2 separate regions of the Homo sapiens genome follow, and region 2 is linked to region 1. The links are chromatin loops, found by intact Hi-C in ENCODE. Cell type or tissue: mammary epithelial cell. All regions are shown on one strand. Links, peaks and the distances in the headings refer to the core of each region. The heading gives the core; the rest is flanking DNA.

What was found. A loop is a pair of places that touch in the nucleus more often than their neighbours do. Peaks named below come from ENCODE experiments on the same cell type or tissue, not always from the same donor. Only the 100,000 strongest peaks of a DNase experiment are listed, where the experiment ranks them.
Region 2: it touches region 1 in a loop (9-fold over the local background); 11 of 110 quality-filtered maps call a loop at or near these places.

Annotation. Positions count from the first base shown.
Region 1 is chr3:143,642,655-143,646,467 of GRCh38, forward strand. All of the region lies in intron 6 of SLC9A9 (solute carrier family 9 member A9), which reads right to left. The region is part of intron 1 of LOC102724120 (a long non-coding RNA gene); the gene reads left to right. Among named protein-coding and RNA genes, the nearest start is that of SLC9A9, 200 kb to the right of the region's middle. In mammary epithelial cell, for the core only: a CTCF peak has its summit at 2,035 (motif pointing left); a DNase peak (open chromatin) is centred at 2,017.
Region 2 is chr3:143,068,772-143,072,584 of GRCh38, forward strand. No RefSeq gene overlaps it. Among named protein-coding and RNA genes, the nearest start is that of CHST2, 49 kb to the right of the region's middle. RefSeq lists an enhancer at 3,457-3,813 and a silencer at 3,604-3,802. In mammary epithelial cell, for the core only: CTCF peaks have their summits at 2,444 and 2,677 (motif pointing right); a DNase peak (open chromatin) is centred at 2,530; H3K27ac peaks cover 533 bases.

The DNA.
Region 1 (3,813 bases), core at 711-3,210:
TTAGTTTCTCCTTTTGAAATTTTTATTGATGAATTCTGGATTTTTAAAAAGTGCTATCCTCCATATCTCTTAACTAGCCTTTCATATTTTTTATCTGTACTACATGCTGGGCCATTTGCCAACTTTATATTCTGTTTCATCGCTGGGTTTAATATGACATTTATGTCATTCCCTTTAGTTTTTAATGTCAATATTTGCACTTTTCATTTTGAAAAGTTCTTTTTTTCCTATTATACCATTCTTTTCTAATTTTTCCCCACTCCACTGTTTACCTCTTTAGTCTCTTTAGTGTGCTCATTTGATAATCTTTCTCATATTTTTGTAATTTTTGTTTAGTTCCTTAGGGTGCTTGTCCTTCTGATTTACTTTTGTTTTGCTTATCTCCTTTCTTTCCTTCCTTTGCTCAACATGGTGGAGTTATTCTTCTTGCGGCCTGTACATTTTTTATTGTGAGCTCATTTTCAGAAAAGATTCTGTTTTTTAAGTGGGATTTCTATGTACCTGGGATGTGAAAGTATCACCTCAGGGCAGTTTCAGTGTATTTGGAAATAGGAAGAGGGGATACGGCTGTGACAGTTGTTTCAATAGTCCTGAAAACTCTCCATGTTAATTTATTGGCTTACATTTCCTGTATCACAACTGCCCAGGCTAGGGATTTTGATTTCTCAAATTCCAGATAGATGGCAAGTTTCGTTGCTATTTCTTAAGGCTGCTCTACACAGTCTATGTGACTGAAGGAACACTTTGAAATTGCAGGCCCTATTCAAAGAGCTTTGCTCAAGTTGTATTACCATGAGTGAACCTTTAGACAGGGTTCTGATTTCCACATGGAAATGGGATTCCAGCTCCAAAACCTCTGGGCAGTATATGCCATATAAAATCACATGGCCACTGACAGTGGCAGCTTCCCACTCTTGCTGTGATTTTTCTCTTGTTTCTCACACTTGGAGAATTTCCTTTTCTCTCCTTCAAAATCAACTCTACATTTAGTAATGTTCGCTTTTTAAAATAAAGCCTTTCTTTGAGTTTTTAGTGCATAGGACCTATCATTTTAATCCACCATGTTCTGAACATTCTAGGATCATGAAATATGGTTGTTATTATTCTTACTTGTCCTCCAACCACTTTCTTCCAATAATGGATTCCATGTCACTGGTCACAGGGATGGGAATGTGACTCAGATCTGACCAGTGACCTTGTTTAATTCCCTTCGAGTATTATGTGATTGGCTTATGGGTGATCTTCTGATACAAGCAGAGGCAAACAGAGTCTTTGTGACTGATATGCAAATATTGGGAGAATGAAATGTTATTTTGAGCTAAAAAAAAAAAAAAGTAAGCCTGGAGATGCCATTAGTCACCTTCTCCTGCTTTCTAGAGTAAGCTATCTATCTGCACCATGAAAGAATGAGGCTAGCACTCAGAGACAATCGGGGCCAAGAGAGAAAAAGAACAGATAGACAGCCATGTTTGAAGTCTTAAGCCTGGCATGTCCAGAGTCAGCTCAATCCCTGTTAAACAGGCCAGTGGACAAATTTTGCTGAAGCTAATTTGAATTGGGTTTCTATCACTTTCATCACTTGCATCTGACTTATATACCAATAAATTAAAGTACATTGGAACTGAGATAAGAAACCATCCACATGGATTTCTTTTATTTATTTTTGGTAGGCCAATTTGTCACGCATGACTTGACACGAGCAAAGCAAGTTCTAAGTTACGGGGTAGAGTTCTGGAGACGCTGCCAGTGAATGTCAGATCTCATCCGTGAGACAAAAGACAGAGTCACAGAATATAATCAAGGTCAAGTCCCAGTAATCTGAACAGGGACATTAAGAGGTAGGGTAGGGGAGATGCCAGAGTCAGGAACCAGGGAACAGGAATGAGAGAAAAACAAACAAGACAGCAGCAGCAGGCAGGGGTGTGGGCAGCACACCGAGCACACAACTTAAAGCTGGAATTCAGCTGAGCACTGCTTCCCAGCCTCTGTTTAAAGATCCCAGGGTGGCCTTGCCATTCCTGCCATGTGATGCCACCTGGTGTCTGAAAAATGAAGTCAGCATGAAATTGACTCCCAAGACAAGGAGTCCTTAAGCAAAAACAGCCATAACTTTTTTTTTTTTTAATTATGTATCACCCCAGTATCTAGACAGGCATCAAAATAAATGAGTTTCATGCTGATTATCAGTTTTCAAGGCAAATATCAAAGTGAATTACCTTCAGAAAGATGTGTCAAGATATAAGAAACTTGTTCTTAAGTTAAGCAGATTCATGAGAAATATACCTCTGGTTGTGATAACAGTTTCAGTTAATTCTGATCAAAAGGGGACAGCTTCTTATCACCTCTGTGTTTACAACTATGGGTCAAATTGGAGGAGCACTAATGAGGGTTTCTAACAAGGCTTTTCAAATAGTTGGAAGAAGCAGAATGAACATGAAATATCTATCTCTGGAAGAGGTTTTAATGATTAGTATTATAAAACGTCTCCCCATCTGCTTCTGAAGGGGTCTATGAACTCATTCATTCAGTAGTTATTGGAGAACCTACCAAATAATTGCCTATGTGTTGTGAGGGATGGAGAAAATTTGCCTTTAAGGAACTCGAAATCTACTTCAAGATGACGTTACCAAGAGAAAAAATGGAATTATTTTAGGAATATATTTTTATAACCAAACCCTATACATGTAAGCTATTTTCTGAAATGGTTTCTAGGGTGAGGTTTTGTTACGCATATTAAATCCCTTTATAGATATTGTTTGCCTACTTCAGTGAGGAGTTATTGAGGGCCGAGATGAGTGGCTATGCCCATCCAGTCTTTGTCACCAACACTTGGCATAATGTCTGGCACATACTGATCCTCAGTACATTTCTCTTGAACGGTTGGATGATAGTTCAAGGTTCCCCTCAGTTCCACGGTTGCTTGAGTCTTATAGCCATCCAATTACCTTCCATATTAAATTTCCCTCAAGATACATGGGCGGTAAGAAATGTAGTCTTTCAAAATGCCACTCAAAGTGCCAAGCGTTCACTGGTATCACACTTTAAATGACATTATCTAGCAAGAACTTCTCTGCAGCATAACAGTCTCATTTAAAAAGACAAAATTGGTGCTCCATTTCTTCATCTTTTTAAATAATTGATGACATCGAATTTCCTTATAAGCATTTACTTAACAGGGAATAAAGACATCTAGTATGTATTTATTGTCATCCAAGAGTCAGCTGTTTAATGAGATACTTATTTTATCTCTAAGAAAACCTGGAGGCATTTGCACACTGTGGAATTATTTTATGAGTAGGTTTCAGTACAACAATAGCAGTATTTCTGTTTTGCAGATAAATGGCCCAAAACAGCCAACATCTTCTTTCTCTTCTATCATGGGTAGCAAAAGAATTTCAGACTTCTACCTCTGTGCAATCTGCACTTAAATGAACATTGCCAATTATTAAGTATGTTAATGGGGATTTTTGGGACCAGAGTCTATCATAAGTAGTTTGCTCTATTTTGGTAAATATATGCAAGCCAAAAGAAAAAAATAAAAATCACTTGTGATTCCACATAACACTTCTGACTCCATGTAATTTATATATAAATAATACAAATGTTATATGTTATTTATATATACAGGTATAATAAAATATATAAAATTTAATAATATATAATTATATTCATATATAATACATATAATGTATGTTAGTATATATAATATATAATTTTAGGTGCATTTGCACATATAAATTTGGCTGTGAATTTTTAACCAAGCTAGATCTTATTATATATTAAATTTTCTTATTTGATAGTTATTAAATATAA
Region 2 (3,813 bases), core at 898-3,397, 570 kb before region 1:
ATGATTAGTTAATATATCTCTTAAGTGACTTTTAAGCTATTGATGTCCCTCAGTTTCATTTTTTCCCCTTTAAACTTGTTACAGAGACTTGGTGGTTTGTCCACGAGACTTTCCCACAGTCTGGATTCTGCTGAACACCACAACCACCGCCCGCCTCCCCAAGTTTATTTTCTGTAGATCAGTAATTTAATCTAGAGGTTTGATCAGATTTAGTTCAAAAATTGTGGCACGTCTACTTCATAGATGAAAGCACTTCTTTCAGGGCCACATAATGTCTGCTTGTGTCTCTTTGTGACATTTGCAGCCATTGATCATCATTGCCTGAGTTCTCCAATTCATTAGGGTCACAACTGGTGATTCCTAAATTTATCATTTCTTTTTCACTTATAACTTGAGATAATATAGAGAAACTTCCTCACCTACTATTGACTTACTCCACAGTACAGTTCATATAAGAAAGGCAGCCTCAATGCTTGATTTTTTCCTTTATTTTCCAGTTTTCAATGTCACTTTCATGCTGGGATATTATTACCATTCTCTAAAGTGACCACTAAAGTTTTATTATTATTTTTAGTATTATTACAACCTCATGGATTTTATACTGATGTGCTTTATCCATCACAATTTTTTTTTTTTTTTTTTGAGACGGAGTTTCTCTTTTGTTGCCCAGGCTGGAAGGCAGTGGTGCAATCTTGGCTCACTGCAACCTCCGCCTCCCGAGTTCAAGCGATTCTGCTGCCTCAGGCTCTTGAACAGTTGGGATTACAGGCATGTGCCACCATGCCTGGCTAATTTTGTATTTTTAGTAGAGACGGGGTTTCTCCGTGTCAGTCAGGCTGGTCTTGAACTCCCAACCTCAGGTGATCCACCCACCTTGGCCTCCCAAAGTACTGGGATTACAGGTGTGAGCTACCGCGTCCGGCAATCCATCACAATTTTTATCCTTAGAATTCCCCTCTTTGGCCAATGAGAGCCTCTTCAAGTTGGCTCCTGAAGTCCCTTTGACACATGACATTACTCTTTCATAGCTTGTTTTCTGAAATGACAAATTCTCCAGCCTCATCTTGTACATTTTTTACTCCACACCTAAAACAACCATTTCTCCAAGGAGCTTTCGGGAACTCATATTATTTAAAGACTCTTCAGGTAATTCTGATGTGCAGCCACGTTTGGGAACTGCTAGGCATCTGAGGTTCCTTCCAACTCCAAAACACTTTTGTTTTTTCCTCTTGCTAATTAAAGTAGCAAACATATATTTGAAATGATTGTTAAACACTAATATGAAATAAAAAAATACTTCAATGATATATTCTTTTCCTTTGTGCATTGTGCTTTAAATTTGTACAATGTTTTAAATGCAATTTGACCAAATGTATTATGCTTTAAATATTTTCATACACTTTGACCCAGAAATTCTACTTTTAGAAATCTGGTCTAAGGAAATTTTTTTTTTTTTTTTTTTTTTGAGACAGGGTCTCACACTCTTGCCCAGGCTGGAGTGCAGTGGCACACACAGTTCACTGCAGCCTCGACCTCCCCTGGCTGAGATGATTCTCCCACCTCAGCATCCTGAGTAACTGGAACTACAGACATGTACCATCATGCCCGGCTAATTTTTGTATTTGTTTTGTTTGTTTGTTTGTAGAGACAGGGTCTCCCTATGTTGCCCAGGCTGGTCTTGAACTACTGGGCTCAAGCAATCCTCTCACCTCAGCCTCCCAAAGTGCTAGGATTATAGGCGTGAGCCACCACACCTGGCAGAAAACAATTTTTAAAATATAGAAAAAGAGGCATGCATCAGGGCTTATTTGCAAATTGTAAAACATTAGACATAGCTCTAACATCCAAAAATCGGGAGCAGTTTGTAAGACTGCTAAGAATTTACTGGAAGGAATATTATGAGGCCATTAAATGATGCCTGGGAGGACTATGCAGCTGTTGCACAATTGTATTTATGATATGTTAAAATATGCATACGAATAAAGTTTAAGATGGAATATATCAAAATGATAGTAGTAGGTTAGTAGACTTTACAGATGATTACTCCCTACACTCTGTCCTTTTCCACAATTTTTGCAAAAATTACTTAAAACCTGCATTTTAAGATTCTGTAAGTCTAATATTACATGATTAACTGACTTGCTGTCCTTTGTCATTTAGAAAGAACAGGGCTTAGGAAAGGAGGAGGCACAGAGTATAAGTCACAGTCCAAAGTTTGGGGCAATACCTGGGGAGTATTGGGACTGGAGGAGGAAGCGCTGGGCTGAGAAAGGCCGGTGGGTGTGACAGTGGACATGACTCTCCTGCCTTCCCTGCAGTTTTGCCTGAGCGCATGTCTTTGTTATGCTCACCAACTCATCAGCTAGGAGCAGGGCTTGGAATCTCTGAAAGTTCCTTAGTCTCTCTCTTGGACATCCCAGGCATTTCCCCACTGGGGAGTACTGTGGATTCATTTTCACACCAAGAAAATCAACAAATGCAGCTTGCTGGGGATGACTGTCCAGCCTGGCATGCTAAGGAATTTGGTAACCAAGGGAATCAATAACAATTTGTTTGGGCTTGTACTTTTAATGATTTAGACTTTGAACAAGCTCCTTTGGATTGTATTTATTGGTATATGAGGCAACTTTTCTCAAATCCTTTCTCACATCTGGAAGCCTTTCCCTGGCTTTCTCTCTCTTGACAGGAGGTGGCACCTGAGGTGAAGCTGAGTGGGAGGAAGGATAGAAGCCCTGGCTGGGACTGCTAGCACCCACCCAAGCCCCTTTGACCCCCATCTGCTGGCGTCTACTCCGCTTATCACCCTAGCATTTCACCCTCACGGGAGAGATGATGCTTGAGGGGTAAGGACGGAGAGGCAGACAGGAGCCACATTACAGAGGACTTGGAATGCCAGGCTGAGAATTTTGGACTTTCTTCTGTAAGAGCCACAGGAGCTTTTAAGCAAAGGAGTGACGTGGTCTGGCATATAATTTAGGAGAACCACTCTGGTGCAGACTGGGGAAGACGTTGGTGTGAGGTGAAACCAGCGTGAGGGCCGCCAAAGCTAGGCCAGGTAAAAGGCCGTAGGTAGTAATATGGTAGAATGGTAGTAATATCCCAGCATGAAAGTGACAGAGCTGGCTGCAGCAGAAAGGATGGGATTGATTCATCCATGGAGGAAAAGGCTGCTGTTAGTTACCAAATTCTGTTGTCTTTTCCTCCTTGGCATGTGGCTGGACCACTTGTCCTATGGCTGCTATAACAACCACAAACTTAATGGCTTGAAACAACATACATTTGTTTTCTTACAGTTCTGGAGGTCAGAAGTCTGACAGTGCTGGCAGGGCCGCTTTCTCATGGGGGCTTCAGGAGAGAATCCTTTTCTTTGCCGTTTCCACCTTCAAGAGGCCACTTGCATTCCCTGGAGTGTAGCTACTTCTGCTTTCAAGGACAGTCACTCCAACCTGTTTCTATCTTCATGTTTCCTTGTTTTTGATTTGTTCTGTTTTGTTTTGTTTGGCCCTCTTTGCCCACCTGTATAACCCAGTATCATCTCATATTAAGACTGTCACGCGCGTTCGTGTGAAGAGACCACCAAACAGACTTTGTATGAGCAATAAAGCTTTTTAATCACCTGGGTGCAGGCGGGCTGAGTCCGAAAAGAGTCAGCGAAGGGAGATTAGGGGTGGGGCCGTTTTATAGGATTTGGGTAGGTAGTGGAAAATTACAGTCAAAGGGAGTTGTTCTCCGGAGGGCAGGGCCCAGGGTCACAAGGTGCTCAGTCAGGGAGCTTCTGAGCCAGGGGAAGGAATTTCACAAGGTTAATCGCTC